Linked DNA regions of Homo sapiens: region 2 is linked to region 1. The links are chromatin loops, found by intact Hi-C in ENCODE. Cell type or tissue: heart left ventricle. All regions are shown on one strand. Links, peaks and the distances in the headings refer to the core of each region. The heading gives the core; the rest is flanking DNA. Region 1 overlaps PLCL1 (phospholipase C like 1 (inactive)). Region 2 overlaps PLCL1 (phospholipase C like 1 (inactive)).

Region 1 (16,945 bases), core at 3,210-11,209:
AGTGGCGCGATCTCAGCTCACTCCAACCTTCCCCTCCCGGGTTCAAGCGATTCTCCTGCCTCAGCCTCCTGAGTAGCTGGGACTACAGGCGCGTGCCACCACACACCCAGCTAATTTTTGTATTTTTAGTAGAGACAGGGTTTCACCATGTTGATCAGGCTGATCTCGAACTCCTGACCTCGTGATCCGCCCACCTCAGCCTCCCAAAGTGCTGGGATTACAGGTGTGAGCCACCATACCTGGTCCAAAAACAATCTTTAAACATTGTTTTAGTTATTAATTACATAAATACTCATTAGATATGTGAAAGGTACAAAGGTACAAAGAAGAACAACAAAACAAACATCTGTCTACCGCCAGCTTCTAATTATACAAAAACATTAAATCCCTATTTGTTTAAACCACTCTAAGTCAAGCCTTCTGTTGCTTGAAGCTATTTCTCTAACATTCAAATAAACACTATGATAAGTAGCCACTTAAAGCCCAGCTACCCTAGAGCATTTAAGCACCTAACTTTCTTTGGGTTTAAATTTGCATGCTGAGATGAAAACACACTGGACTCCAAACCAGGCATTCAATTTAGGATCAGACACTCAGTTTAGGAATCAGACAGTCAGTTAGGATCAGACAGTCAGTTTAGGAAGCACAGCATTACTGTTTCCTTTGGAGTTCTCACGTTCTCCTCCCTAGGCCCTTCCCTTTCTCTCCACCTATTCCCTTACCTGCCACCGCACCCAGCCGCATTTTTCAGTTTTATGAAAACACTTAAGACTTAACTAGAAAATTGGCTCTGAGTTATGTATGTATTGGTTGGCTCTGCATTGAAGCTTTCACATAGTAAATCGTGAGTAAACAGGATGTTATTTGCACAGAGAAAGGGGTCAACGGAAGTAGAACTTTGTTAGGGATATTACCATAACAGATCGCAAAGTGAGCTTCCTGAAGTCTTAAGATCATAAAGCACACTCACGTGTAAAGAATAAAGTGGAAATTCTCATTTAATCAAAAACCCTCCTTTGGCACATCTACTCCTGTGTAGTGCACAGATTAGGGCCCTCAACATCATTTAGGAGCTTGTTAGAAAGGCAGAATCTCAGATCCTAACCCTGAACTATCAAGTAGGAATGTATATTTTCACAAGATTCCAGGTAATTCATAAGCACATTCAAGTTTGGGAAGCACTGAACACTGCCCGGCCAGCACTTAGTTTGATTTATTGTTGATAAAAATAACCAGCAAAACAAAAATGTATTACCTCTGCACAAGAAGCTGGGAAAACATTTCCATAATACTCTCCCTGTCAGATTAGCTTATCTCAAACACAGTTCTAATCATGACATTCAAAACCTTCAATGACTTCACCTATCAAAAAAAAAAAAAAAATCTAAAGCCCTCAGTATGACAGTCAAGCTCCTCCAGTATCTGGCAATAATCCCCTTTCCAATTCCACCTTAGCCCCTTCACACGCCCAATGTCTGTTTCTCAAAGTGTCAAGAGCAGGTCACCTGCAACAACAGGACCACCTGAGGCCCCACCCTTGACCTTCTGAATCATGCTCTCTGGGAGACAGAACTGGGATGGAGCAATCTTAATCACTCTCCCAGGTGATTCTTGGGAAACAACTGCTTATGCTTTAAGACTGTCTCATCCTTGGTCAAATTTCTCAGTGTAACCACACAGAAGGGGTCACTCCATCCTTAGTGTGAACATGGGCCTATATGTGGCTCTGTTGTTGTCCACCTCACACAGTATTGCAATTACATGTTTCCATGCCTGTTTCCTCTTTCAGTACCTAAATGTAGGAGATGCATGCTATGTATCTCTGTATCTCCAACACCTAGCACATCCTTGACAGAGTAGGTGTTCAATAGTTGCTGATTTACTATAGCATTACTTATACTAAGTAAAAAAAAAAAACTTTTGAAGCAACCTAAAACTCTATCCTTTGGAATCTACCTAAATTAATTACAGTACAACCATCCAGTGGAATATGCATTCATTAAAAATGACATTGATTATTTATTGATTGGAAGGATACCCAGGATATATAGATACACATATATATGCGTGCATATATATATGCATATATGTATATATACACATATATATGCGTGCATATATATATGCATATATGTATATATACACATATATAGCAAATATATATATACATATATACATATATATGTGTATATATGTATATATACATACGTATACATATATACGTACATATGCATATATACGTATATGTGTGTGTGTATATATATATATATATATAGCAAAAAAATAAAAAAGCCAATTGCAGCATAAGTCTATAATGATCCTGGAGAATATACACCAAAATGTTAACGGTGGTTATCTCTGGGTGGTAGGTTTATGAATAACATTTATTCTCTTCTTTATTTCTTAATTTGAATTTTGTATAATAAGCATGTATATCTTTTTTACATTTTAAAGCTTTTCCCATTTTAAATGCTTAGGGAATAAATGCTGTTACAGTAAATGATGGCTTCATTTATTCTCCTTCCAAGGACAGGGATTTCCAAAGGTTGGCAGTGATCCAAAGGTTGGTGTTGCTGCTAAGAGGGAGAAGAAGAAAGTAGGAAATGGGTTGTCCTTAGCAACTGGCTCTCACAACTGTTCCTCCTACTGTCTGGGATTCATACGAATATTTAAATAGCCTTAAATATCTTATCTCATAACACTTTTCTAATAAGAACTGTGGCTTCCAGTGGAAATGATATAGCTCAATTTTGACAATACCAATTAGTTTCAGCATAAAGAAACTATCTGTTGTCAATTTTTTCAGTTGTGAAAATCAGCTTCCAAACTCATTTCACCTTCCCTGTTGGCTCTTCTCTCACCTTTCAAAGTGTTCACTGTCCAAGATGAATTTATTAAATACTGTCTTATTCTATTTAGCATGATACCAAAGCTGCGTATGCAAGCTGATGTCAATGACCTTCTCTTACTATCACCAAATTGGGGCACTGCTTCTGCTATAAGAAAGATGAATGGGGAGGTGGAGGGATATCTCTAGTCTTTTTTCTTATACTATATAAGAAACCTACAAGCAACTTTCATTTCAATTAATATTTTACATGAACTCAAGATAGCTTAAAGAAAAATAAATTAAAATTAAAATCACACCAACCACAGGAAGAACATGTCAATTTATTGGTATTTATTTCCTTAATTTTAACATTTAGCCTAAAACACAAACAAAACTAAGATTTGCAAGAAAAAAAAACTGAAATAAATTTGCTAGCCATGCTAGGATTTTATTATAGTTTGGATCAACTTTGAATGCTTTAAATATATATTATGCTTGAATATCAACAGAAAAAATGTGTGTTGGTGTAGCCTAAAAACTTGAACATATTTGCTTCTTGGGTTCTTCTAAAATGTCCTTACTCTATGAAAACCTGAAGTAAATCGGAGAAAAAAGTTTAAAATGTTTGACAGAATATTAAAACTCAGTGTAAGCAGAAGTATAGGAAGAGCTTTTAAAGCCTGTTTTTTTTTGGTTAAAGCAGCTCAAAATCATATCTCCAAAAGAGCAGAGTTTGAGTACAACTTATTTCCCTCTAGGCTAGAAAACCATGGCTGTTCATTTAACAAGTTTAAGGAGTATAGCTAGTGTCATAAACCCCAAACATGTAGCAGAAATGCAACCTATGCATCCAAATGACATAGGACAGTGAAAGGGGCCCTACACTGGGAGACAGGAGACAGAAAATTTCTTCCCTTTTGTTCTGCAATGGCCACATGACTCACTAGTCACTATGCTTCTCGGAATTTCTCACTTCCTCATCTGTAAAAACAAGCCCGGGGCTAGATGATGTCTAGGTTGTTTCCAGATCAAAAATTTTTAAAGCTCTAATTCTACACATTCACTTTACACATATACAAAACTGAAAACATTCTATTTTTATGATCTAAAAAAACTGCAAATAAAAGAACTGCATTTTAGCAAATTTTTCCACTGACATTTTGAAAAAGGAAATAAGATTTAGCCTTATCATTTTAATATAATTAATTTACTTTTCAATACTAGTATCATATAATCCTTTATTACTCATTAGCATTTAATAATCATATCTTTTATTTCTAATTCCAATATTAGAAAGAAATTTGTCTTCCTTAATTATGGAATCAGCAGGAATCATGAGATATGCTAACAGCAGAAAAACATCTGAAATATAAAAATTAGTTTTGTCTTTCAAAAAATAATTGAAGACAGAAATTTCTATTTCCTGAAGTATTGTATTCCAATATGCAAGATAGTTCAGTAATAAAAACTAATATTCACTTAGTCTTATGTATAGAGCACTTTAACATGCATGATGTCACTAAATCTTTATGACTCTATGAGGAAGTATTGTAATTATCCTCACTCTATAGTTGAGGAAACTGAGGTCTCCTGACATTAAGTGATTGTCCAGGATCATAAAGCTAGAAAGCCCCAGCTCCATGACTCAACCTCTGACCTTTTCTCTCAATTTCTTGCTCTCTCTCCATGCTGTTCTGCCAGTTCATAAGCCCTTAATGTTTCTAATGAAGCCCACTTTCACCTAATTTAATGTAGACGGTTGCTCATAAACACCATAACAATTAACTGGGAACAAATATTTGAAACACATATGGCAGAAAGGGTTAATTACCTATCTTTAACATATGAGGAATCTTTACAAATTAAAAAAAAGAAAAGAAAAAGACCAACAATTCAATGAAGTTAGGTGAGAAATACAACCAGAGAGTTTACACACAAAAAAAATTATTGCTAATAGCTTTGAAACACTTGGGGGGAAAATGCTCAATCTCAATTAAATGACCGCTAGTAAAAATAAGATTTTTTCCTTTTTTTTTTTCAGACAGTGTCTCACTGTCGCCCAGGCTAGAGTCCAGTGGCACAATCACAGCTCACTGCAGCTTCAACCTTCCAGGCTCAAACAATCCCCCTACTTCAGCCTCCCAAGTACCTGGGACCAGAGCCACACACCACCGCACTTAATTTTTGGTAGAGACAGGGTCTCACTATGTTGCCCAGGCTGGTCTCGAACTCCTGAGCTCAAGTGATCCTCAGCCTCCCAAAGTGCTGGAATTACAGGCATGAGCAACTGAGCCAGGCCTTTTCCCTATCTTATTAACAAAACTTTTTAAATTGTTCATGTGCTTGTACATAGAGTATGAAATAATAGACACTGGAGACTCGGAATGGTGGGAGGGAATGAGGCATGAGAAATTACTTAATGGGTACAAAGTATGGGTGATGGCTACACTAAAAGCCCAGATTTCACGATTACCAATATATTCATGTAACATAACTGTGCTTGTACCTCTGAAATTTATACAAATCAACAATATTTTAAAATAAGATCAAAATTTTTCATATACCGAATTGACCATGGTATAGGAAAAAGTTACTCTCATATACCATCAGTGGGGAGTGCATGTGTTAAAAGTTTTTTGAGGGCGATTTTACAATATTTAGCAGAACTAAACACAGCCTTAAACACAGCAATTCCTCTCCTTGGAATTTGTTATTTATTTTATTTATGTGAGCAAAGAAAAAAATGATCATCTTGTAAAAGATGTTCCTAAGAGCATCAGCTATTACAGCAAAATACTGAAGACAACTCAAATGTCTCCCCTCCCTCAGAATTAACTGAATTTGGGGTACTTCATACAATAAAACACTACACTCCAATGTAAAACAGTATGCTTTTTTTAAAAAGCAGAATATATTGTAGTTTACTCCTCATTTGCCTATGAAAAATATACATGGAGATCACACCCAAAGATCTGAGATGGTATATGCTTAATAAAATATGTCTGGAAAGATACGCAAGAAATTCCCCTTTAGAGAATGGAACTAAGGATGCAGGTCTCTAGGGAATTACATTTAAGTTATTTTAAAATGTAATATTGTTTGAAGTGTTTAATTCTTTGCATGGCTATACTCAACTTGGTTGATGTGAGGAGCCAATTAGATAAAATAATGTATGTTAAAGCAGCTTGCAAACTGAAGAGAATAACAGAATATAAAAACCTAAGGCTTCCTGGATATTGCTTTATCACTAGCATTTCGGGAAGACTTTTGATTGATCCAGCACCTACTGCCCCGAGCTAAACCCAGTAAGCATAATTCCTCAAAAGAAAACTTTATGATGGATTGAAGAATTCTCTATCAAAATGCAAATATCCACCCAAGAGCTAAGACCTTTAAATGGTGCTTTTCAAACTTCATCAAATAGCCCTTAGTGTCAAAGACACTGAGCTTGTTCCCCCAGGGACCTAGAAAGTAGATCGAAAGGCCCTCACATTTTTAATATGTCCATACTCTTTCTGATAATTTTTTTTTCCACAAACCTTCAAATAAACTGACAATCTGATAATTTTTTTTTCCACAAACCTTCAAATAAACTGACAATCCAGGGAGATGCACTAGGTTTATTTTGAGGCCTTGCCCCCAGGAACTGGGATGCACCTATTTGAAGAATTTTACTTTTTTTTTTTTTTTTTTTTTTTTTTTTTTTTTTTTTTTTTGAGACAGAGTCTCATTCTGTTGCCCAGGCTGGAGTGCAATGGTGTGACCTCGGCTCACTGCAACCTCCACCTCCCGGGTTCAAGCAATTCTCCTGCCTCAGCCTCCTGAGTAACTGGGACTACAGGCACGTACCACCACACCCAGCTAATTTTTGTATTTTTAGTAGAGACAAGGTTTCACCATATTGGTCAAGCTGGTCTTGAACTCCTAACCTCAAGTGATCCGCCCGCCTCAGCCTCCCAAAATGCTGGGATTACAGGCGTGAGCCACTGCTCCCAGCTAGGAATTTTACTTTAAAGGATATGTGTTGGCATCTTAGCAGAGGACATTTTAAATATGGGATGAAAGCTATGGAGAAAAAAAGGAAGTTAAAAAGAACTGGAATCAGATACTCTGTGATTTAATCTTCAAATTCACCATTCTTTCAACAAGTTACTGAACTCCTACTATGGCCATAGTCTCTTTCCCTCATGAAGCTATAGTTTTAGTTCTAATGGATACTGTACAAGTGCCCTCTAAAGAGGTTTTTAGCCAATGCATGCATTCCCCACTGATGATGCAGGAGAATATGTCTTCCTCCACACCGTGGTCAATTCAGCACATGGCCAAAATTTTTGTCTATTTAGAGGAGCAGGGTGGAAGCACATGTCAAGCCCTGAATCAAATATAATTAGATAGCGAAACAAAGGATGTCTTGGACATGAAGTTAGAAAGATGGTCAGAGAAGGCCTATCTGAGGGAAAAATGTTTGAGCTGAAACCCAAACTGCGGGAAAGTGTGATGGTTAATTTTTGTGTCAACTTGACGGGACCTTGCATGGGATGTCCAGATTAAACATCGTTTCTGGGTGTGTTTGTGAGGGTTTCCGGATGAGATTAGCATTGGAATCAGTGGACTCGGTAAAACATATTGCCCTCCCCACTGTGGGCATCAGCCAATCCATTTTGAATAGAACAAAACATGGAAGAAAGAGGAATTTGTCCCCCCTTCTCTGTTTCTTGTCTCACCACTTGAGCTGGGAAATCTCATTTCATCTTCCCTTGCCTTCAGACTGGGATTCACACCATCAGTTCCTCTGGCTCTCAGCCTTCGGACTCAGACTGAATTACACCACCAGCTGTCTTGGGTCTCCAGCTTGTAGATGGCACATTGTGGTCTCCATATTTGCATATGCTAATTCTCCATAATAAAATCTCCTTAAAAATATAAAAAACCAATTGATTATCTTTCTATGGAGAACCCTGACTAATTCAGAAAGGGTTAGCCATGCAAAAATGAGAACGAATGTTCCAGAGCAAAAGTCTGAGGTAGTATATACTGGGTACATTCGCGGGACAGGAAGGTAGCCACTGTGGCTGGAGCATGAGAACCTGGGGACAAGGGGTAGATGATGAGTTTACAGAGGCAGGAGCCAAACCACGTCAGGCCTTATAGGCCAAATAAGAAGGTGACATTTATTTTTATTGCAATGGGAAGCTGTTGGAGGGCTTTAAGCAAGGGAACAATACAGTCTCAATTTTTTTTTTTTAGGAAATCATTCTGTTTGCTATGCAGGCAGTGATCTGTGGAAAGCAACACAAGAAGCAGGGAATTAATCAGGAGGTAACTGAAAGAATCCAGATAAGAGATGATGGTGATTTAAATTGTGGATTTAATAGTAGTGATAGAGGGTTCCGATTTCAGGATGTATTTTAGAATTGTGGGATTGCTGCTAATTTGCATATGGGGAATGAAGGGAAAAAAGGATTGGTGAATGAACCTCAAATTTTCAGAGTGAGCTATCTATCTGGTGGATAGTGATAGAATTTGCTAAGGAGAGGGGCCATGAAGAGTTTTGTTGAGAACATCGTGTCTGAGATTCCTGGCTGACAGCCAAAATCACTTTCCACTTCTTCCTTAGTAACCAATCCCCATTTTTATTCCAGCTAAAAGACTACATTTCCCAGCCTCCTTCTGTTGCTACGTGAGGTTATATTGCTAAATTCTAGCCAATAAGAAACAAAATGGAAGTATTGTACAGGACTTCTAGGACAACTAAAAGAGAGAGAACTCAACTGGGAGCTAAACTTTTTGCCCTATGCCCCATCTTTCTTCCAGCTGTCTGGAATGAGGAAGATGGCTTGGAGCTCCAACATCCACTTTGAGGATAGAACTCGTGCTGAGAATGGCAGATTGAAGAGTTTAAATGGAGCCTAAGTTGCTGGTCATTTCAGGAAGCAGATGTACCGGTGCTAGACCGTCTATCTCTGGACTTCTTTTAAGTGGAATAAATTACTGTGTGTTTACAGTTATTTTGAGTCCTGACACAAAGATAGATTGATATATCTATTAAATATCCCAGTTAGGTAGAACCCCCATTTTAAATATGAAAAAATTAGTGTCAGAGAAGTTACTTGCCAAAGTCAAACAACTTAAGATAGAGACAAGATTTGAACTAATAGCAGTCTAACTCCAAAGTTCGTGTTTTGTTCTCATATGATACCATTCTGTACTTAAAACAAAGAGAAGAAAAAAGGCACCAGAGCCAAATGTTCCCAGTAGCAAAATCCTATCTAGGACAAGTTCTGCACATGATACCCAAAATAGTCCTACTCAACTTGATATAAGGAAGAATTATCTCCTATCTAAAAGTGTTACTATTTATATCATGTGAGTATCACTTCCTTTACCCTTTTCTAAAGGCAATACATTTTTTACTGTATTCACCTATCAATTCAGCCCTAGGTTTATTTCCATTGTATTAAAATACTACTTATATGTATAGTTGCTCTTGCAACTAAATATATGCTGAACTTCATTCTGAAGTCCTCTTGTCATACTCCTTTGGCAAGTATAATACATACTCCAACCCTGAGTCAGGACCTTCCCTTACATGACCCATTAATTATGCACCCTGTAGGAAAATAATAAGTTTTCCACAGCTGCCAACACTGATGTATCCAACTAGTACTTTATTGTAACAATCATTTCACAGTTTATTGATGATTATTATCCCACGAGGCAGAGAAACAAATACTTTGTACAGTAAAAACTTCGTGTGTCTATAACTTCTTCCTCAGTCTACCAGGTCTATCTCCCATACAACAGAGAAAATCTGATTAGTAAGGCAAGTCTTATTTTTTATATGGTCAGGCTGACAATAGGTTTAAACTTTAGGTGTTCCTAAGTAATCAAAAGGAAGGATTTTTTCCTTTTACTTTTTCATTTAAATATAATTACATACTGTGAAGTACATAGATCTTAAATGAACAGCTTGATAAAATTTTACAAAATGAGCACAACTGTGTAGCCACCACCCAACTCAAGATATAGAACATCTGCAATGTCTAGAATCCTCTCTCAAGCTCTGTCCCGTCATCACCTACTCCCCCATCAAGTTAACCATTATCCTGACTTCTGATTCCACAGATTGATTTCACCTGTTTTTGAACCTGATGTAAATGGAATAGTGCAACATATAATCTCTCACTTAACATTATGTCTGTAAAATACGTCCATAATGTTGCAGGTAGCCATAGTTTATTATTTTTAACTAGTGCATAGTATTCCACTTATCCATTCTGTTGTTAAAGGATATTTAGATTATTTGAAGTTTTATATTTGCTATACCTTATAAGTATACATATAGTATATATTTGCAGTTTTATATTTACTGTACATAATGCTGCTTTTAACAGTCTTACCAAATACTTTTAGTGCATAAAGGAAAGTTTTTTACTTAGAATTTTTTATTCTTGTTTTTATTTTATTTGTGGTATGCAGACTATGTTGCCTATACATTTGGGAGTAATACATCCAAAGTAAGTATGCATACTTTGGCTAAAATATATTACACATAATTCAGTGCTCAACAAAACTCCCTTGAGTGCTTTAGCATTGTTGGGAAAATAATGAAAAGAAAAGAAAGAAGGAAAAGAGACTATTGTGAAGGATAAAAAATGTTTAGAAAACAGGTAATAGAAAGTATAAAATAAAGAGAAGCATCAAGTGTCAAGTCCTTCCCATAAATTTTTAAATTCCCATTAAATTAGATGAACACAGTTTGGCCTTTAGGTTGTGCTATCTCCTAATGCTAATATATTTCCTCAAGATGCACCCATAGGGTTGCATGCCTTTTTTTGCTTATCTTTGGCATGTACCTTAACTTCTTGGAACATGCTGGGGCTCCCTGGTGATACAGTGATTACATGTAATAGATAAAGTTGCCCTTTAATATTCCACACCAAATTAGGATTCCCAATAACTGGAAGCCTTGGCTCCTCCCCCTCCACTGCCCTGAGGAACTATAGGTTAACAATTTTTAAAATGTTTTAAATATTTATAATTTGGGGTGGGGGGTGAGGTGCCTCATCTCTTACCTTTCCCAACCCACTCTCATTCATTTATTCAAAACCATCATCTTGTTTCCTAATGTATACGAGGTTCTATGTTAGGTGCCTGCCTGAGAGGTGAGAAAACATATAAATACAAAATATTTACAGATTAAATAACAAGTATCTAAGATTTGCTTCCAGATAATAAGGAGAGTAAGAGGATGGGGCAGAATGGGGCAGAATTGGCCATGAGTTGATGGATTGATTGTTGGAGCTGGGTGATGAATGCTTGCAGGTTCATATTACTGATCTGTCTGCTTTTGTGTGTGGTCAAAGTTATCTATAATAAAAAGTTTTTTAAAACACACACCAAAAAGCTGCATAAGAACATACAGACTAATAAAAGCACTAAAACATGCATTCAAACAGCATACTGAAGTTTAAAGGGGCCATAGCAGTTATAAATCCCAATCTTAGCATGATAACTCTGAGGCCTAGAGGTTAAGTGAGTTGCCAAGGTCACATGGGCAGTAGCAGAGGGGATACTAAAAACTAGCTCACACACACACACACACAGAGCACTGTTCCTTCTTCCAGACAGACTGCTCCAATACAGAGCAGTATATGGCAAAAACCATGAAGCTAGTCCAAACTAGATGCCTAAGAATTCAAAAGAAACACCACCTGGGCCTGAAAACCATGGGCTCTTTCACAAACTATGCTCTGCTCACAAAACTAAGAGGGCTGTCCCCCTATAACAGAGATAAAAATCTGATTAGTGAAGCAGGAATTTTACATTAATTTGCAAGATTGTTTGGTTAACCTCTGTTTCTCCCAAAGTCGCACACTTGCCTCGCAAGGTGCTGAAACCGTCACATATTAGCAACAGAAACACTAGCAGCTGATTACCCCTTCACTTGTCAGTTAGATAAGAAAAGTGAGCATATACTACATGCCAAGAACTGTGTTAGGAGTAGGAGATACTACAGAGATGAGCACAGTGCCTGCCCTCAGGGAGCTCACAGGCTGGCAGAGAATTTTTTAACAATTCTGAAGGAGAACCACAGAGTCCCCTAGCAACCTAAATTCCCTACAGCTCTAAATTCACATTGACTAACCTTTAAAAGGTACATTTCTGCACATTTAGACATTTTCAGATGGGCATAATTTTAAAGCAATAAACCAGCATAAGGTATGGTTTTATTCTAACTAGCAAATTGTCAGGCACTAATAAAGGTAAGGCAACTGCCTAAAAGAAGACAAAAACTGTCATGCATTGGTAAATGTTTGCTTTTGACCATGATGACTTTATTCTGAACATCTGTCCAGGTGATTCTTCCCATAATGGAGCTTTATAAAGAACCTTCAGTGAGATTTCATCTCTTTAAAAAACAAAAAACTATAAATATTCCACTTTTCTCCTATACATAATGTTGTTCATTCTAGACTCTAGATGTGCTAGATAAAATCCTAACGAAGCATCTTCTCATTTCTTTTGGAGTAGATTGCCTTTTTCCTTATAGTCCAGGAAAGGAAATTCATTTTTTCTTATGTTTTCCATTGTGTCTTAGAACACCTGAAGACAAGTAAAACAATAAAATTACTTAAAAAGTAAAAAAGCAGTTATCAAAATTAACTCTTTCAGATCATCTCATTTTTACTTTTCACATAAAAATAGATGTCACCTCTGGTCAGCCTAAAAAAATCACAGAAGTAATATAGTCTGTACTCAGAACATTCAAACATATTTCTAAAAATTTCACTGTTGGGGAAATGTAGCAAGTTATAGTGGTTTACCCAAAGTCCTTCGGCTGCCTCTATGAGGAAAAAAATAGAAGAGAAAAAGAGAGAGAGGGAAAAAAAATCTAATTTCATAATCATTAGATCACTGCTCTGCTCATACATAAGCACTGCCAAAAGTGATTTATAATATTAAAAAATGCTATTGATCTGGACATTCATAATTTTATGTAGCTTTTATTTCTAAGGTTGGGCAATAATTCTCTACCTCATTATAAAACATTTATCCATTCCCACATTCAAATCCCCTGAGCTTTTATGCATTCTAATTCATTGCTAGGCTAGCAGTATGTGAAAACAAAATTGTTTCGAAAGAAATATAATCGTTCCAAGTTAGCACACTGGCAAGCTTTTATTTTTCTCTTTTGGACATTAAATACTAATTACCTTCACATTCATGATATTACTAAATACCTTGTTTCAGCCACTCTATCTTAATCAAACTGCAGAATTTAGTGGGATTAAAAATGGCTTCCAAAGACCTTAGGCAGAAAGATAAAGGCTAGCCCTCCAACAAGTTGAATATGAGTTTTGGCAAGGAGATTTATCCATAACCAGAAAGGGTTGTTTGGAACAATTGGAAAGGAAGACTATCTGAATTTGCACAGCCCTTTATCCTGACCAAAATAATTGAACATTTAAAATTAGAAATTTACAGCCTCACAAATTAAAGAGACAACCCAAATCTATTAAATTTTCCTCAGGGTTTTGTCCAAAGCATAAAGAAATCATAACATCCTAGAAGTCTACATATACCATAATGCCTTTTTAATCAATCAACTCTTTGTCTTAAGGCCAAAAAAAATCCATTTTTTATCATCAAATTCCAGAACCAGCAAGCACAAGTTAGTTACAGCACTACTGTAATTACAGCTTCAGACCAGCTCTGATACACAACAGAAATTGAATGTTTGTAAGGACAGATAAGCATTTTAGGCATTTGTGTTCTCTTTTATTTGCACTCCTTGCCAACTTCAAGCCCAAATTAGAAATTCCAAATCCTTTGAACCTGAAAATTATTAGATTTGATGGTCAGATATCTATGTATTATTAAGTAATAAGGCTCTCTGGGACCAAGAAGATAGCTTTATACAAAACCTGGTTATTAATCAGAAGACTAAGGCAATCTCAAAGGCAGCCTTAAGCCAATCTCAAACTGCCTCCAGCAGTCAAGCAGGTAAATAACTGCTTGGGCTGGGTGTGAGCACATGAAGTCATGGAAGGAACTGCAGAAGGAAGCTGTGCCCCAGCGGGAGGAAGACAACTGCCCCTCAGCTCCAGCCAGTTATTCCCATGTCTTCTGATTTCTCAAGACAATGCAGAAATGCAGATCCATATGTGAAATCTTCCTATTAAAATGTTGGCACAAACATTGTAAAAGCACTGCATGGGCCAAATAAAACATGTCTGTGGGCAGGCTTCAGCCAGCTGGCTGCCAGTTTGAGAGCTCAGGGAAACTATGGAAAAAGAACAGAGTAAAATATTTCCTTGACTCTCCCTCCCCCAACCTGATAATGCACAATCTTGGAGACCACTGTGAGAGCCTAGTCAAACGAGGGTGAAAAAATGGTGTGGAAACTTCAATTTGATCCTAAGGTAGACACTACTTTTCTATTATACTTTGTTCAATGAACTTTGTATACACACACACACATGCACACACACACAGTTTTCCACAGATCCAGGATCACAGATAATTTCTGGAGCACTTTCATCCCCCATTGACTTGAGGAATATCTTGCTTATGTATCCTAGAAAATGGAAATCCATTTAAAATGCATTCATATTCCAAAAGATAGGCTGACTTTAATCACAGTTGACCTTGCTCTTAACAAAAAGCAAAATGTACATAGCATTTTGTTCTTGGGGAAGCAAATTGTTCTTGGGGATATGAAGTAACCAATTCAAAGTCCAGTAAGCTCATTTTCAGTAACAAGTCAAATGCTTGCTGCTACCAGGCCACCCTTGCTTTGTTCATTATTCAATCTGTGATGTGGTACAAGCAAAGTGTGATAACTAAAGAAAAATAAACAGAATGTCCAAACTTCTGATCTAAGCACAGCTCTAATCATGGAGAATGTTATTTCTCATTGTCTGTTTGCAGGACAAGGCAACATAGTACAGAGGGAAATAAAAGTTTTGCATCTCAACAAAAGAATAAAGTTCTCTATGCAAACATTTTAATAACATAGATACCATTTTATTGCATTCCCAGAAATATAGCCTCCTTTCATCTTTGTTACCATATACATAGGCATATTTCACAGGCTTGTTATATTTCCCAACTATTTACCCACTGTCTCTAACTAACACACACTAGGAATTGGTTTAATCAATGGTTCTTAACTGTTGAGAACCTGATAAAAGTGTAGGACCTACTTACTCCTGAAAAATGGCTTTGATTTACTACATTTGCACACAATTTTAAGAGGTTTGAGGACCCCCTGAAAAAGTACATCCAAAGGCCCTCATTTGAGAACTCTGTTACAAAACTACGGTAATTTCATTTTTATTTCATTTATTCTAACCTCCCAAAACATTTATTTTAGGATTTGCTCTAAGAAATTAAGGCAGTGGACTTGCGTTCATTTCCTTTCTTTTTGACATATATTTAAGCAATTGTTTATATTTTAGAATTACCATCATTTTAAACCAGTCAGGCCTGGGCAGATCATTAGGCTACTAATTGGCTAAGAATAGTTTACCATTCACTTGGTAAAATATATTATTTCTTTTTATTTCTGGACCATAAGTGCTTTTTCCTTTCCATCATTAGGTTATTACAAATGTTAAGATGATGCGGAAAAGTGGCACACTATGAGAGTATCACTTCCAGGAGATATTTCCCACAACTATCCTATACTATGGGCCAATATTTTACATTTCACAAATTTTTTTAATGGTATAATTAACTTTAAAAGCCCTTATAAACACAGGCCCCTCATGTTGCTTCCTTTATCACTAATGTTCTGCTGTCTCCCACTTGAACTTTCATTTATTTTCCCAGGCATTCCTCTCATAAAAAAGAGAAAGGATCTAAGGCATTTTCTCCATATTACCTAATGACTCATCAGCAATTATAAAATATTTTAGAGAACCACCTTAGTGGATGTCATCAGAGATGCCAGGATATGTCTATCAGGAAATGCAAAATACCGTTTCCACATAAAGGTTTTGATGTTATTACATTCTCTTTCTGTAACTGAATTTCTTTGCTGAAATTTGGTTAGGCCTGACCTCTGTTTACAAACAAGGGATCATCTATTGAACCTCACATAAAGAATAAGATGATGCACACATCATATCTGAAAAACAAAAATGTCAACCTTGAAAAGTGGCCTATGCTGGCATCAGTATTGTACATGGGATTTTGCTGCCTTAGAGCTTTACGCTCATCTAAATGCCTATAAATAAAATCTATAGCATAACCTATTTTTAAAAATTAATACCACCAACAGGCTGTATGCAGCTCAGTTGAATTTATTTGTAAATGGATTTTGATATGCAAGACTTGATGATGTTAGAATTCAGCTGAAATAAAATATCTGAACAACCTCAAATCTAACAGCTCAGCACTTTAGATTCACTGACAAAGAAGGCAAGTGTAGTATTAAAATGAAGAACTCACTTCTACCAAAAATAGCCCCCTCCAAAAACAATCCTGCAATAATCTTAATGAACAGGCTATTATGCAACTGGACCCTGGAAAAAAAACAAGGTAGTATAAGATGTCCTATCTTCAAGGAGTTTACCATCCAGTTGCCATCTCTGGAAATTCAATCTGTTCTTTAAATTTCAAAAAAAAAATGTTCTCTAAGAATACAAAGTTTCTTAAAATTGGGAGGTCAAAATATTATGAGGGGAAAAATGTAGGAAATCTAACTGACCTATCAAGTTTTACATAAAATAAAATGCATCCCTGTATATTTCAGATTAGATTCCGGGATCCCCTCCTCCAAAAGACCTTCCAAATGCTTCTTTTCTAAGAAGCTCGTTACCAGCCCCTCTTCTGGGCCAATATTTTCCACAAAACACTGTGGGATTCTCTATTATTTCACTTATCACGTTTGTGTTATAGTAATATTCCTAGCTCCATCTCCTGCAGAGGCAGGCACAATACCCAATGCTCAGAAACGTTTGTTGAATCAGTGAGTAACTCCCCTCAATGTGCTTAACCATACTTCTTAGATACAAATGTAAATTTCATCTACAAAAATGTTTTTATAGTTAGTGCCTATTCGTGTTCATGGAAATCTTTTTTCTCTGGGAGTCCAAGTTTTGGGGA
Region 2 (16,945 bases), core at 3,142-11,141, 70 kb before region 1:
GATGTGATTATTAGGCATGTGTGCCTGTACCGAAATATCTCAAGTACCCCATAAATATATATACCTACTGTGTACCCACAAAAATTAAAAATTAAAAAGAAATTCAATTAGTTTACGTTAGTTACCACACAGTGATGGATGATCCAGAAGAACTCTGAGTTGAAGAGAAAAACTAACGATAAATTTTGAAGTCACTAAGGATAATCCACCTGTGGTTAATCAAGTGGTCACACAGATAAGCCATTTATATTTTACTCCACTTTAAATGTCCCAAACTGCAAGTGGTGACTCTGAGCATCAGCAGTCTGCTCATAGGTATGCTGGGTGGTCTCTACATTGGCATCCTAAATGACTTATTAATACATGTACCATCATTCCTTTTGTGTTTAGAGATGTTTAAAGGGAGAAGGAGGATAAGAGTTAAGATAAAGGAGTTATGAACAAACTCTGCAAGCTATTCTGAGGGCATAGAGTCTTTTACAATATACTTTTCTCTCATTAAAAACAACTTTACTGTATACTATGCCATATACATTCCAAGGATAGCTTGATCACTTATATTACTCAAATACAAATTATTTTTGTTACTAATTATAATAGAATAACTACTTCAAACAGATACAGCCTTCCTCCCAGTCCATTTATTTATATTCTAAAACACAGTATATTTCTTGTTACTTTCCATTCTTTACCTCAGTTGAAGAGGCAGGAAATATCTCATCCTTTGTTCCAGGAGAAAGCACCATTATCACCTATCCTGTAAATCAAAACAACCCCTAAGGTCTAAAGTTTCATTTCCAAAACCACCTCTCACATAGAGTCTATTATTTGGTTGGAGAAAAAAGACGTTAACTGCCATGGCCCTAGGACCTAAGCTTATTTTGTCTGAGCCAAATATTAATAAGACTACAGTTCCTAGCAGAAAAGCATAATAAGCAATCCTCCAGCAGCTATAGTCAGTCCTTTACTAAGGTTATTCCAAAAGATACCATAGGAAGCACAAAACTAGTATTAAGTATAATAGTTCTCTTTCTATGATTTCAAGGAAAAGGGATATATAAATAAACTCTTAAGTAGATTTAAAAATAAAAAAGCTATAAATCTATTCAAAATTTAAATAAGCAACTGGCTAGAGTTAATAATGATCCTGATATCTTCAAAATTAATAGAAATAAAAAGTAATAGAAAATGTTCTAAGAATGAAAAATCTAGAGGCAAGCATACACCTCCCAAGCAAAAAATCTAATGTTAGACATTAAAACCTATGCATGCTCGCTCTCTCTCTCTCTCTCTCTCTCTCTCTCCACCTTCCCAAATGACCTTCAAATAATTTATCCACAGGAATCCAAGTATCAAGGAAAAAACTTTGCACACAAAAATGAATATTCAAATACACACTATGGGAAAGGGAAAAGCATTTCTACTGAAATGGAATATGGCAGCTATTTAAAGCTAATACATTTATGACTAGTATAAACCATTATTGATTGAGATTATTAAAGAGAAACCAAATGCCAAGTTCCAAAATAAAATTTGGAAACATTCCAGAACATTTCTAAAATTGTGTGTCCTGTGGAGCATAAATTTATAATCGAATACTATTTGCCAAGAAACTGACAGAGATTCTAACATTACCGAATTACTTTTATGAAGGATGACTTCTAGAGAAACCATAATAATGCTATACATCTTAAATGCATTTTTTAAACACAGAAAAATAAAGCTTGTTTGCAAACCATATGGCTGATTGAATTAATTCTCAATTCCCTAATGACAATTTGTATCTGTTTTGTCCCCCCAAAAACGGCCATAGACATTTTAACATGAAAAGAAAAGATGTGGCTGTGCCAGTCATACTGCACAGATGGTAAAGCAAATCTTGGTCCTCTAAGCTTCTCCATTATTGTACACTTTTCCCTTCTGCAGCTTTCAGACTATACAGTGTCCCTTGGTTTCATCTTTTCCCTAGTCCCCCCACCAAAATGTATTTGCAGTATGGCTCTAATATCACCATTTTGTTCCTTTGTCAATTTAAGCCATGTGTTGCTACTCTCAATCTCTGCTATATGAACTGCTATTTGTCCTGGTTGAAGTAATTTGAGCATTCAGGGAACAAGTGGGGAAGTAATGAGGCTATGTAAAATGAAATCTTACTATTAGACTGATCATTCTGTTTTCCTATAAAGCCAGCCTTGCTAAAAGGAAAGTAATTCTTACATTTGAAATTGCTTCATGAACTAACTCAACTCCATGCAAAATTAGCAGCTTCTATTCTTACATCAATGTTCCTCCATCTTTTTATCTAGTGACCCCACTCAGTGACTCTGAAGAAGGCAGCTCACAATTTCTATCACCTCCTATGAAAAAGAAGTATGCAGGAATATAAAAGCATGTTTTTTATTAATGTGAAAGAAGGCAGTGATCTGAGGAACCCAGAGAAGGGAACTCTGGGAACGGTGATAAACCACACACACTCACAATGAAGAGATAGCTCTGTTTTCCAGCCCAAGCTCGGGCATTCACTGTGTTACAGAAATCCTAGTTCTCTCTTTGTCATTTATAATTGAGAGGTGGAGGTGCCACAGATGTTTAGTAGCTATGGAGGCAAGGATTAAAAACTTAAACGCCTACAAGAGCTCTGAAGCACACAGAAATAAGTGCAATGAACCAGGCGAATGAAATGGGAGGAGTGGTAGGCATTTGGGAGGTTGCAAGCCACTCCTACAGGTAGCATCTGTGGCTCAGCTACACTGTTGTCATGCAGTGTTGCCAGATCATCACTTGTTTGTTGTTGTTTTTTTTCCCAAGAAACTAGAAATACAGATTTTTATGTAGAACTTGTTAGCAACTTCTGGTAATTCAAACAATTTTTTTAAACACTGGTTGCTTTAAAAAAACAACTCTAGATGAGCCAAACTAAAGTCATCACTTTTCAGGGTGTGTTCCACTGGTCACCACTTTGGTGCATCTATTATGTAGTTATAACCATCTGGCCCAATCCCTGGTGATCTTCTCAATGAGATTTGATCTATGGAACTCAGAGGGGTTGAGTCAAATGATGAATAATTTTATGTGTCAACTTGGTGAATATTTTTTGGATGGGATTCACATTTAAGTCTGCAAATTTGGGGTAAAGCAGATCACCGTCCACAATGTGGGTAGGTCTTATCCAATCAGTAGAAGACCTGAATAGAACAAAAAGACCAGCATCCCCAAGCAAGAGGGAATTCTGGAGAAGACTGATTTCAGACATCAACTGCACCATCAGTTCTCCTGGGTCTCTGCCTGCCAGTCAACACTACAGATTTTGAACTCACCAACATCCATAATCATGAGCCAATTCTTAATAATAAATCTCTTTCTCTCTATATCTGTATATACACATATCATATTAGTTCTGTTTCTCTGGAGAACCCTGACGAATACAAGTGATTTGGCTGAAGTCACATAGCTAGTTTGGGGCACACACACAAAAATTTTCTAATTCCCTTTCTAGAGTATATTTCGGTATACTGTACTAGAACAGTAATCCTGGTAGAGTGAGTGATGATATATCTTGGCAGCTCCCCAAGATGATCCTTATGCATGCCAAAGTTTGAGAATCCTGTAGTAATTAAGAGGCAATACAGATTAGTGCACAAGAGCACAGATTCCGAAACCAAAATGCCTGAATTTAAAGCTCAACTCTACCACTTACTAGATATGTGAGTGGCCTTGGACAAGTTACATAGCTCCTGTGCTTGAGAGTAGAGTACATTTCACAGCTCACATTATCTCTGTGGTGTGAGGATTGAATGAGGTAAGGGTGTAAATATTCATACATAGTTGGCATGTAATAAATAGTAGCTATTATTACTAAACTCTCCTGCTATGAGTGTTCTGGCATATTTTCACTATCATGCTAACTTGACATTTATAGTGACCATCAGAGTGTCACATCTTGAAGTGTGCCACTTGAAAGATTTTGAAATACTTTCTAAAGCAAAGATCAATGTGGTTAGATGCCATGTGTTTCATTTAATGCAATTTTAGAATAAGGTGTATAGTTTAGTTTGGAGCAAACTTGTCTAACCCATGGCCTGTGGCTGCATGTGGTCCAGGACAGCTTTGAATGCGGCCCAACACAAATTCGTAAACTTTCTTAAAATATGATGAGTTTTTTTTTGCGATTCTTTTTTTTTAGCTCATAAGCTATGGTTAATATTAGTGTATTTTATGTGTGGTCCAAGACAATTCTTCTTCTAATGTGGACCAGGGAAGCCAAAAGATTAGACACCCCTGCTTTATAACTTGGTGACCTGGTACAAAAGGAAACTAGAAATAATATGGATTCATAGAATATTTAAGTTTTCTTCCTCACCAAAAAAAAAGGCTAATTAACTCATATGTAAACTTTTTATCCCACCAAACCCTTAACCAAAGAGTTGTTATCAGCTAATAAAATGAAACTATACAAATATAAAAGCTACTAGACAAGGGAAGCCACATGAGAGAAAATTGAGATAAGCCAGAAATATGATGGTCTTTTTGATCATTTAGAACCAGAAATAAACTTGGGATCACTTTGCATTTGATTTTGTCAAGATTAAAATTAGTCTATTAATAACGTGGATCTGCTTCAGGACAACTTAAAACATGGAAAATATTTGATAGATCTTGTATGATAAAATTAAATCACTGAGGATAAAAAATAAAAATAATGGAAACCAACAATTATCACAGAATTTAACTTTGGATAGAAGGAATATGCTCAAGAAAATAAGGAAGGGCATGGGCAAAATAAGGCATTTGGCATAAAAAGTAACATTCCTCCATTTAGAGCTTGAAGCAGGATGAGGGGCTCTCTGGGAGGGATTATCCTGGTTGAGCAGAGGCCAATAGGCTCCGAGTCGGGAGGCTGTTCCCTGTAGATGAGATGGTCTGAGAATATGTGAGGGAATCAGCAAACTGGCAACTATATCCAAGACTAGAATGCCAATGGTCACAACTTAACAGCCTAAGGTCAGACTAACATATCTACATGTATCCAATATCATGCAAAATCCACCAACTTTATACTAGTGAGAGGCTTCTAAAACAAAGAAAGAAGCAAGAATAAAGAAGCTACAAAAAAAGAGATTTCACCAGAACTAAAACCCTTCATCCACTGGCCCATTCAACTAGCAATTATAAAGGTCAACCCTCTGCAAGGTACTATCCAAAGGAAAACAAAACAAAAGACATGGCCTCTGCCTCAAAAAGTCATAATCTAGTAGAAGGATACAACATAAAGAACTTACACACAAGAAATAATTATAACACAAAGGAACAATCACAGTGCTTTAAGTGAGTTTCAGTACTCTAGCAGAGTTAAAGAAAGAAAAGATAATTCCTAGTGGAAGTGAGTTGGAAAAAAATGTATGGAATTAAAAGCTTTTAAAAAGGCCTGAATAGTTGGGCTTGACTTGATTATAAGATAGAAGGAGAACAATATCAAAAGAGGTGGCACAAGCAAATGCCTATGAAGGGAAAAACAGAGAATAACCAAGTAAAGAAAGTAGTTGACATGGGTAAAGACTTCATGACAAAAACACCAAAAGCAAGTGCAACAGAAGCCAAAATTGATAAATGGGATATAATTGAACTAAAGAGCTTCTGCATAGCAAAGAAAATTATCATCAGAGTGAACAGGCAACCTACAGAATGGGAGAAAATTTTTGCAATCTACCCATCTGACAAAGGTCTAATATCCAGAATTTACAAGGAACTAAACAAATTTACAAGAAAAAAACAAACGACCTCATCAAAAAGTGGTCAAAGGATATGAACAGACACTTCTCAAAAGAAGACATTTATATGGCCAACAAACATATGAAAAAAAGCTCGACATCACTGATCATCAGAGAAATTCAAAGCAAAACCACAATGATATACCACCTCATGCCAGTCAGAATGGCGATTATTAAAAAGTCAGGAAACAGCAGATGCTGGCAAGGCTGTGGAGAAATAGAAATGCTTTTACGCTGTTGGTAGGAATGTAAATTAGTTCAACCATTGTGGAAGAAAATGTGGCGATTCCTCAAGGATCTAGAACTAGAAATACCATTTGACCCCGTAATCCCATTACTGGGTATATACCCAAAAGATCATAAATCATTGTACTATAAAGACACATGCACATGTATGTTCACTGCAGCACTATTTACAACAGCAAAGACATGGAACCAACCCAAATGCCCATCAATGACTGACTGGATAAAGAAAATGTGGAAAATGTGGTACATATGTTTACTGAAGCACTATTTACAAAGCATAGACTTGTAACCAACCCAAATATTCATCAATGATAAACTGGATAAAGAACATGTGGCACATATACACCATGGAATACTATGCAGCCATAAAAAAGAATGAGTTCATGTCCTTTGCAGGGACATGGATGAAGCTGTAAGCTATCATTCTCAGCAAACTAACACAGGAACAGAAAACCAAACACCACATGTTCTCATTCATAAGTGGGAGCTGAACAATGAGAACAAATGGACACAGGGAGGGGAACATCACACACCGGGGCCTGTCAGAGGATGGGGGGCAAGGGGAGGGAGAGCATTATGACAAATACCTAATGCATGTGAGGCTTAAAACCTAGATGACGGGTTGATAGGTGCAGCAAACCACCATGGCACATGTATACCTATGTAACAAACCTGCACATTCTGCACATGTATCCCAGAACTTAGGGTAAAATTAAAAAATAATAATAAAAAGTTTAAAAAAGGAAAGGAAAAAAAAGAAAATGTGGTACATATATACCGTGGAATACTATGCAGCCATAAAATGGCATGAGATCATGTCCTTTGCCGGCACATGGATGAAGCTGGAAGCCATCATCCTCAGCAAACTAACACAGGAACAGAAAACCAAACACTGCATGTTCTCACTCATAAGTGGGAGTTAAATAATGAGAACACTTGGACACAGAGAGGGGAACAACACACACCAGGGCCTGATGGGGGATGGGGGAGTAAGGGGAGGAAAGATCAATAGGAGCAGCAAACCACCATGGTACACATATACTTATGTAACAAACCTGCATGTTCTGCACATGTATCCCATTTCTTTTTTTTTTTTTAGAAGAAATAAAGAAAAAAATTAGATAAAAAATAAAAATAAAGTAGTTGAATCAACCAGGACACAGAGTTCTGGCTAGAGTTATAGGAACAAGGCTGGACTCACACCAGACTGTCAAGGACCATCACTGCAAAGCTGCAGTGTTTGGGTTTTATTTGGTAGGCACTAGGAAGCCACCAAAGGCTTTTACCTGATCCCATCTGGGTTTGATCTATCTGATGAGTGTCTGCAAAGCTGTATTAAGAAAAGACTGAGAGCCAGGAGAAAAGCTAGGAGACTCCTACAACTATCTAGAAGAGTGGTGGTAACAGATGCTTAAACTAAGGTAAAGCGTATAGGAATGGGAAGGAAAAGACTGATGGAAATGATACCTGTTCCTAAAATGTAGCATATTCTGATAGTAACTGGTATATACACCGCCTAGAAAATGAATACATATCATGCCCTCTGGAATTAGAAACTGTTTCTAATTCCAGGATGATAATTCTCCACATAGCTTCCTCTTAAATTCTTAAAATACTTTTTAAATGTTTCCTCTTGAAGAGACAATTTCCTGTAATACACTTTAGCCTCCAAATTAAAATAAATCAAAATTATCACTGATTGTTAGTTCCTAGATTCTGTCAGAGGTTCTTTCCTAACTGCCATGTAGAGAAAGAACAAAGATGGTTAGAAATAGTGCATATCCCAGAATACCAAAAACAGTCCCTGTCATTAATGAACTTAAGTGTGAAATTCATAGAAGTCAGTAGCTACTATCACTTACAAAGCTAGTCGTTTCTGAATATAATCATACTTCAGCAAAGAAGCGCCTCCAAAACTATTATTCTCAAGTGCACACGCATTACATGATGCCATCGTATTATACTAAATTAGCATATAATTCTTGACACCCACTATGATGCTTGCTCATGAAAGAAACCACAGATGCTGAAAAACCATAGAGATTAAAATCTCTCCTGATCATTTTGAAGGAAACAGGAGGCAAGACATCTGAGAAACTAACCTGAAGCTCTCTGCAGGCCTTCCTGTCTTTAAATTCTATTCCAACACAGTGAACAACATAAAGTGTGGTCAGTTTTCTGCTATTTACAAAATGTTTTGTGATCAAACCTCAGAAAGCAAATCTCCAATTATTTGGCATTTGAGAATTCCAGCTTTTAAGTTGAAATGAAACTTGCATTTCGTTTCACTTCACTCAGTCACCTCATTCTAAGGCCAAGAGAAAAAGAGGATCAAGAGCCTTTAGCTGGTATGGAAAAACATAAGGCATTTCATGCCAGTTTATTGCCCTCCATATTGTCTCTCATGAGCTTTCAGTTCTAAATATCCATGTATCCAAATGATAGGATGTCAGTCCCAGTATTATGTAGTCAGTCACAGTTGAGTCAGAAAATTTTTTAAAAACAAACAGCCATGTACACACAGGGCAAAATTATTTCAGTTCTGTCCCATCATGGAGATGTGTATTGTTGCCAAGGTGTAGACCAGTAAAAATACATGCAGATTTATTCTACTGTGGCATTGGTGACTACTCAGGAAGCTAGCAAAAATAGAGCAATATTTTAGAAAAAAAAAAAACTCTGGAATACACGAAGAACTGTTTAAAACACTTAGAAAAGATAACAAAAACACATAGAAAAAATGTTGATCCTTAGATGTCTGAGATATAATTCAGTTTGGTAGGAGAATATCAATATATTTTTCAATCCAGATGCTTCTAAAATTGAGTAAATGATGAGATGTTCATTACTGATATATTAATATATAAGTAAGAGCATGATTGTGGTCCATTTAGAACCTTCAGACCTGAACTCCAATATGCCTCTAGGAATCAGAATCACAGGTTCTCAATCAATAACTCAACCACCCTAAGGTAACATGCAATAATTCCCAATTACCCTGAGGAATTAACCTCTGAGCAAAATGGCAGACAAGCAACTTGCACTCAGCCTGTGCATCATCATTTAGTGATTCTTGGTTGATATCAAGACTCTTCCACAGCTAGGTTAAGTCATGATCCATGGGGGGCTTCCAGAGGTTTTCTGTTCCCTTGGGATTAACACAGCACCCACTGCCCACACCACAACTAAAGGCAGGTAAGAAGGTAACTCATATAGGCAAGGAGTCCAGTTTGAAGGAAGCAGCACTGGTAAGTGTCTTCTGGGTTTATTAGAATGGTACGGAAAACCAAACTTTGGAAATTATATAGACAAAAGAAGCTTCAGAGTCAGCAAACCCGAGTTACATCTCCGCATTAGTCATATGACCTCAGCCAACCTGATTAACTTCTCTGTATGTTATCTCTAAGGATAACAATACCTACTTCATAACATTGTTCTCAAAATTGAATTCAATGAGATACAGTGTGGAGGCACCAGCTATATCTGGCACAGGGCAGCTCTCTACAAATAGTGCCTATTCTTACAGTGCATGAAGGCATGGTATTAGTCCGTTTTCATGCTGCTGATAAAAACATACCCAAGACTGGGTAACTTATAAAGGAAAATAGGTTTAATGAACTCACAGTTCCACATGGCTGGGGAGGCCTCACAATCATGGCGGAAGGTGAAAGGCATACCTTACATGGCAGCAGGCAAGAGAGAATGAGAGCCAAGTGAAAGGGGAAACCCCTTACAAAACCATCAGATCTCATGAGACTTATTCACTACCACAAGAACAGTATGGGGGAAACCGCCAACATAATTCAGTTATCTCTCACTGGGTCCCTCCCACAACATGTGAGAATTATGGGAACTACAACTCAAGAAGAGATTTGCCAACCATATTAGGCATGATTCATCCACACAAGTGCAATGATGTAGGATCCCCACAAGAAAATAGACTTGAGATAAAATACTGCTTACCAAGAATGGTTATGGACAGGCTCTCCAATAAAAGAATTTCAGCATCAATAAATTTAATGACGTTTACTGCTGGCACCTGGGTGCTGCTTCCACAAAAAAATTTTCCTTCTTGCTATGCACCTTCAATCCACAACTAACTCATCTGGTGAATTAAAAGCCAAGTGCTAACTGAAAAGACCAACAAAATAGGCCATTATTGATGAATTTCACTTCAGCACAGAGCAGGTTATCACATTCTTGAACTAATCACTAGCAGGGTACTAACTTAGGGCTGGGAAGGTTTAAGATAGGACATAAATAAAGTTAAAAGTCTAGAGAATGTCCCTTGACTTCCTGAAAGAGCACTTTCTTGAACACCAGGGAATCCCACAGAGAAGAAAAGAGGCTATCACGGGATAGAAGGATTGTAAAGAAAACTTTCACTGCTAAATTATGTTGCCAATAAATAGTCTTGAGTGTAAACACCCAGGCTGTTCTCATTCAGGTTTGAGAAAGGACTTGTTTGCTCAGTTAGGGGTCACAGTGACAGGATCCTATCAGTCCTGGTAAATTAATCACGAATGCTTATTACAAAGACAGAATGAGTTTCGACAACTGTCCTGCTAATCAAAAGAGACAGATTAGTCTCCAGGTTTCTGGACTGGCCTTGTGAACAATTAAATATTTATCAGAAGACAATAAATCACTCAATCAATCAATGGGATTTCTACCAACACAAGTTCATGTTCCTCAGTCACGTCCCACAAGCAACCAGTTCAGAGTGTTTTAAACCTCAGAATTATTTTGATGACAACAGTCTTCTAGTCTTTAATAAAACGTCCTTCCTATGGACAGTGCCTATGTGTTCGCTGGAATTTCTGTTGTTGTAAAGTGACAGAAATCCAGATTAGATTACTTTAAAGCAAAATTAAAATATATTAGAAGAATGCTAAAATAGCCTGTGTTATTAAGGGATTGAACACTCAAACTACAGGAGGTATGCTTCTCTCCACAGTCTGACCTTCTCACTGCAGACCGGCTTCCTCCTCTGGCAGCAAACCTGGCTGTCAGAAGCTCCTGGGTTTCACCTCTTATAAATTCCACAGCCAAAGGAACTGACTCTTTTCTAATACGCTTGAAAATTTCAGGGGAAGAGCCAGCTTAATTCAGGTACCCAACCTGCACAGTCCACTGTGGCCCTGGTAAGACAGCAAATGGAAGCAGGGAAAGAGCAGGGTCATGTGAAGCACAAGGCAGTATCCACTGGACACTCGAGTCATTCCCAAAGGGAAGAGAGTGCTGTTGCCAGAAGAAAGGCTGGAGGAAGGGCTGCACAGACAATAGCAGACCATTATAGGTACTTACATGCAATTTTATTTCAGAGATAAGTATGGCATGAAAACATGTATGTTTGTTCATTTTGTAATTATACCTCCACCAAACTTAATCATGGACCATAAGTTCTATAGCCATTCCAGTCATGTAACCTATTGTATCCCTGACCTTCTTAGCCCACTAGTTCCATCATTCCCATCTCCAGACTCTTAGCTAGAACACAAACAGCCTCCTAAGTAGCAACTTCTACAGAAGGGAACACAATACAATATTTCACAACCATGCTTCTCCTGTCTAAAGCAGCCCTCAGGCGAGAATTATTTTCCTGCTATTCTAGGTGTCTAATTCTGGCCTCAGATAACCTAAGCAGTTTTTGCAATGCAATTTTATTACTGGAAACAACTTCATTATAGGAGAATATTAGGCAACTGCTCTAGTGAAGTCAAAAGGTTAATATCCACATATAAACCACATTCCTATCTTACAATTCTGCCTACTTAGATTTAGTAAAATCTGAAGTAGCAAAATAGACTCAGTAAAAATATTAAAATATATTTTTTAATTCTATTATATTAGCAATTGTAAATATTTCCTCCAAAAACATGTGTGCTGACTGTGACGTTTTCGTCATGTAGAGTACTTTCAAGGCACTGGTTCTAGGAGTTACAATACGGCTACTAGTGAATCTTCTATTGCTTCTTCCTCTCTTCGGTGACCTTTTAAAGTTACCTGATATACCATATTCCTTTCTGGTTTAAATCTATCTGATCATGCAATATATGGTCTTTGAAAAACAAATGCCCCACCCATGCTTATGCTCAGGAAAACAATTTCCCTGAATATTAGTCATGTCTGATCTCCCTTCCCTGGTTATTAGAGGTCTGGCTGAATTCAGGTGCTGGACGGGGTACGAGAGACCCCCAGCTGTGGAACTGAAGAACTGGTCTCCCACAAAGCTGAGAGGGGCAAGAGAAGGAGAACAAGATCCAAAACAGAGAAAAGTCAAACAAAGGACACTCTACTAGTTGGAAGCAGCCAGTGGAGAGGCCCCTGAGTCAGAAGCACGGGTTTAATGAAACATCCAGCAAAGCTGAAGATGAGCCAAATCACTTTAACAGAGAGAGAACCCTAAATTTTGTCAAGAGAAATTGTCTTTGCTATCCAAAATGTTATAATGCAAATGTGACCTGGATTTGGAGTCTTCTGCCAAAGCTCTGCCCCAAGTTTCTGAGGATTCCCTAGGTACATGCAATGGTGGAGGTGGAGGCAGAACTTGCATTCTCAAAGTCATCTCAACTCCCACTTCCAATAGCCCTCTCTATTCTCCACCATTACACTGGATATGAAGCTCAGACTTTCTTGAGTTCCCCACTCATAAATCCCACGCACACAATGCATCCATTAATATAAGAGACTTTATAAATTATTTAAAGGGAAGCATAAGGGAGTTTACATTTCAGCAAAGTAAACAATTTCCAACTGAACATTGAACATCTCCCTTCTTAAATTAGTTTTCAGCCATCCTACCACTATGTTATTTCCTCAGGTCCCTTCACCCTGAAGTTTCTCTCTCCTCCCCTTTCCCTCTGTTTACCTCCTTAGAAAGAGAACAATGAATTCCCCTTGTTATGTAAGGGTATCAACCTAGCCATTCTCCTCTGCTACCCTGAGTCTAGCTTCTGATTTGTTCTCTGGTTTCCTTTTGTATCCCTAAGTGAATTATCAAGGTATTTTCACAAATAGGGTTTTTTCCTCCTTGAGAAGAACTTGAGTGACAGCTGTTAAGATCATGAGTTTAACTTTTTACCCCATTACACAAGATTGAAGTGGAATCACTTGTCCCTGGATGGGGTTGATAAGGACAAATGAGTGCAGATGTCCATTTCATAACCTTCAGATACAGCATCCTGGACTAGGGAGAGATTCCACCTGCTCATTCACAAATCTGGGCATCTGAATATAGTCTGGGAACAGTTCTCAGCAGCCTCTCTGATCTCCCTAGTTGTAGAATTGATTCTCCTTAACAAATTCTCCAAAAACAAATTCTGACTTCTGGTTTATCAGAAAAGGCACTCATAGACAGATGTTCATCATCTGTGAAATCTCAGATAATCAGGTATGATCCCAACTAGATTATCATACACAGCACCAAGCTGGCTTATGGGAGTTCTTGCCTCTGATCTCTGAACATTCCCCCTGGCAGGCTCTGGCATGCAGAGAAGCAGGAGGACTTTCTGTGAAGGCAGATCCCAAACTTGGGCTGATTTTGCTGAAATCACACAGATTATACTGGCTCATGACAAAGGGCAAACATATGATCAGAGACATGGGACTAGAAACCCACAGGGGTCTTAGATCCTATTTACTGCCCCTTTACCAAGGATAACCCAAGGAACACAACACCGTTTATACCAAAACCCTCTGCCCCTTTTGATTCAGTGGATTCATTCTACAGTTACTTTATGGTAATAATTGAGACATAATCTTTAACCACTGGATATTTGATGTTCCCTATACAATATGATCTGAACCCACATCTTTCATCAAAATGCTAAATGGGATTGATATATAAAAGTGAGTTCATGCATTCATTCATTCAACAACTATACACTGAGTGCCTACCATGTTCCACTATGCTCACAGGTTTAAACCTCTAGAAAGTTCCTACTCTGATTCTATTTACCCCTTTAGAAAGCCAAATATTTGCCATGGGTGGTAGTGAGTGAAAACAAAAAAAAAAAATTAAGCCACACATTACAGGAAAGTTTACATATTTCAAAATGCATATAAAGTCCACATAAAAAATAATCCTATCCCAGCTAGCTATCACAAGCCTGTCAAAGGAGTAAGGCAACTGTCTACCCTCAGTCCCACTCCCTTTCTCTAAAAACAACCTGGTTCTTAACTGTTCCAAAAAGGCATCTTGGAGTTAATAAATCCAAAACAAAATTTTGTCATTTCTCCATAAACCTGTTTCTACTCCAGCGTTCTTAGTTAACAGTGTCACCTTTCACCAGTTAAAAGGTTACCTTGGAGCCATCTTTGAATTCACTCACTCTCTCACTGCTCATATCCTCCCATCCATCAGCAAATCCTTTCTGTTCTACCCCCAAAATCCCATCTACCATCCTGTTTCTCATTTCTCATCATCCCCATCACTATCACATAAAATAAGCCAACATCACTTTTAACCTGGACAATTATGACATTTTCTGACTGTTCTCCTCACTCATTCTTAATCTCTTACAAAATCCATTCTACAACCAGCAGCCAGAAACTACCCCCTAATTATGTCCTCTACTGCTTAAAACTCCCCAATGGTTTTCATGACACTTGAAATAAAATCTTAACTTCCCATGGCTGCAAAGGACCCCTATCCATCATTCTCAGCCTTTGCTGCTTAGTAGAATCATCTCAGGAGTTTTGAAAAATACTTAAGTGCCACCCAGATTAATGAAATCTGAGTCTCTCTCTTGGGGTGGGCTCCAGTATGGTTGGAGGTTTTTGTTAAGTGTGCACTCAGAGCAGAGGATAATCACTCTGCATGGCAGATCTTCAGACTATCTTCCTCTCTGCTTTTATCTGCTGCCACTGTCTCCATTCATTACATTGCAGCCTCAGAGCCTTTTTGCTTTCTTCAAACCACAAACAGCTTCTCTACTTTGCACATTCCCAGCCTACATTCCCCACCACTGCTCATCTTCACATGAATGGTTGCTTCTCGTCATTAAGGTCTCTAACCAAATATCACCTCTTTGCAGAGGCTTTCCAGGATCACCCTCTGCCCAGCTCCAGTGGTTCTCAAAGTGTCTCCAGAGCAGCAGCAGCGGCACCTGAAAATTTGTTTCCCACGCCCCACACCAGGCCCCTACTGAATTAGAAACTCTGGGGACAGGGCCAAACAATCTGTGTTTTAATAAGTCCTGCTAGTAACTCTGATGTACACTAAAGTTTGAGAAGCACTATTTTGCTCATACATAATGTGTATATACATATATATATATATATATATATTTATCTAAGCACCTCTACCCTTTACTCTTTATTACCTGATTTCATCTTTTTCATAGCAGTCATCTGAAATTCTTAATTTTTTAAATTATCTGTCCTCACTCCCCTAAAAGATAAGCTCCATGAAAACGTATGTTCACCCCTATTTGCCCAATGATCAGAATACTATCTGATACACAGTAAGCACTCAATAAATATTTACTGGGTAAATGAACCCATAAGCAAACCCATCTAGTCCCTTCTCCTCCAGAAGCCCTAAGGATTTGCTTTATTTTGTTCTCCTCTAGAGTGGGGGCCCCTGAGGAAGATGTACACAGGGATCTGCAGTAGAAGGTCTCAGAAAGCAATCTCAAAACCCAACCAAACGGCCACACACCAGCCAATTCAGGCTCTTTCAGAAGAGAGGCTTTTTAAATGTTGAACATGCTTGGCTCATATGAATGTGAAGTAATTGCTAGCTGTGACTAATGCACAGCTGGAAGGCCTCATTAAATCACAGGTAATCTGCCAAGGCATTTTTCCAAGGAAAGGAGCCTGCAGGAGCGTTCTACTCAACAGAGTATCTTGAAAGTAGAGAGGAGGCCAGGTACTCAGGGCAAAGGTCAAGACAATCCTGCCCCCAGAGTATATTCTCCCTTGATTCCAGAACTCTGGAAATGTTAGTTATCTGTTCATATATCTTTCTAACTTCCACTAGCACCCTCATTTCCAATAAATAAAAAAAATTGTTTTTAATTTCTTTAAAATATAATGAGGACTTTTGCTTATCTTTGCTTGCCATTTTTCACTTCTTTTTCTGTAAACAGCCTGTTCTTGTAGTTTTCTTTTAGACTGTTTGCCATTTTCCAACTGATTGGTAATTAAACTTACTCTTGTCTATCGTATGTACTGTCATTATTTTTCCCAGTTTCTGTTCCCCTCTCGACTTTGTTTTGGAGACTCCCCTCAGGCAAAAGTTGAAATTTTATTTAGTCAAATATGTCAATCTTCTACTTTAGGGTTTCTGATTTTTCATATAAATAAATAGAAAAGCCTCTTCTACTCCAAATATATAAAACCATTCAATCGTATATCCCACCAATACTTCTATGGCTCTCCTTTTTTTGTTAAAGGTTTAAATCTTATCTATCTGGAGGTCTTTTTTAGTGTTAACGTTGAAGAAATGTTCTAGTTTCATTTTAAAACTCAGTAACCTCAGCATTTAGCATAGTCAAATTGTACATGGTTGACATTAAATTTATATTTGTTAAATTATCAGAGGAGTGACAAAGGTACAAAATAGTTATGAATCACACTCAACAACATATTCTAATAAAAATGTGTGTACATATACATATATTACTTTAATGTAATATTAAAGTGTATTAATATAAATTTTAATAACTGGACAGGTGTTAACCAATGCCAATTTGGTCATCACTTGTTCTATAACAACAGAAACAATAATAATAACTACTGTTTATCTAGCACTTATTATGCTTCACAAAGTATAAGAGCTTTAAACATATTAACTCATTTAATCCTCAAAACAAACTGATGAGGAATTTCTATTTCTATCTTAATTTTAAAGATGAGACTACTGAGGCACCACGAGTTGAAGAAACTTGCTCAAGTTCCCACAATCAGCAATTGACAGAGCAGCA

What was found. Hi-C counts contacts between places; a loop is a spot of excess contacts. Peaks named below come from ENCODE experiments on the same cell type or tissue, not always from the same donor. Only the 100,000 strongest peaks of a DNase experiment are listed, where the experiment ranks them.
Region 2: it touches region 1 in a loop (1.9-fold over the local background); 9 of 110 quality-filtered maps call a loop at or near these places.

Annotation. Positions count from the first base shown.
Region 1 is chr2:197,876,013-197,892,957 of GRCh38, reverse strand. The region is part of intron 1 of PLCL1 (phospholipase C like 1 (inactive)); the gene reads right to left. Among named protein-coding and RNA genes, the nearest start is that of PLCL1, 80 kb to the right of the region's middle. RefSeq lists enhancers at 3,552-3,601, 3,862-3,951. In heart left ventricle, for the core only: no CTCF peak of the experiment used is centred there; no DNase peak of the experiment used is centred there; H3K27ac peaks cover 2,691 bases.
Region 2 is chr2:197,945,598-197,962,542 of GRCh38, reverse strand. All of the region lies in intron 1 of PLCL1 (phospholipase C like 1 (inactive)), which reads right to left. Among named protein-coding and RNA genes, the nearest start is that of PLCL1, 150 kb to the right of the region's middle. In heart left ventricle, for the core only: no CTCF peak of the experiment used is centred there; no DNase peak of the experiment used is centred there; H3K27ac peaks cover 1,369 bases.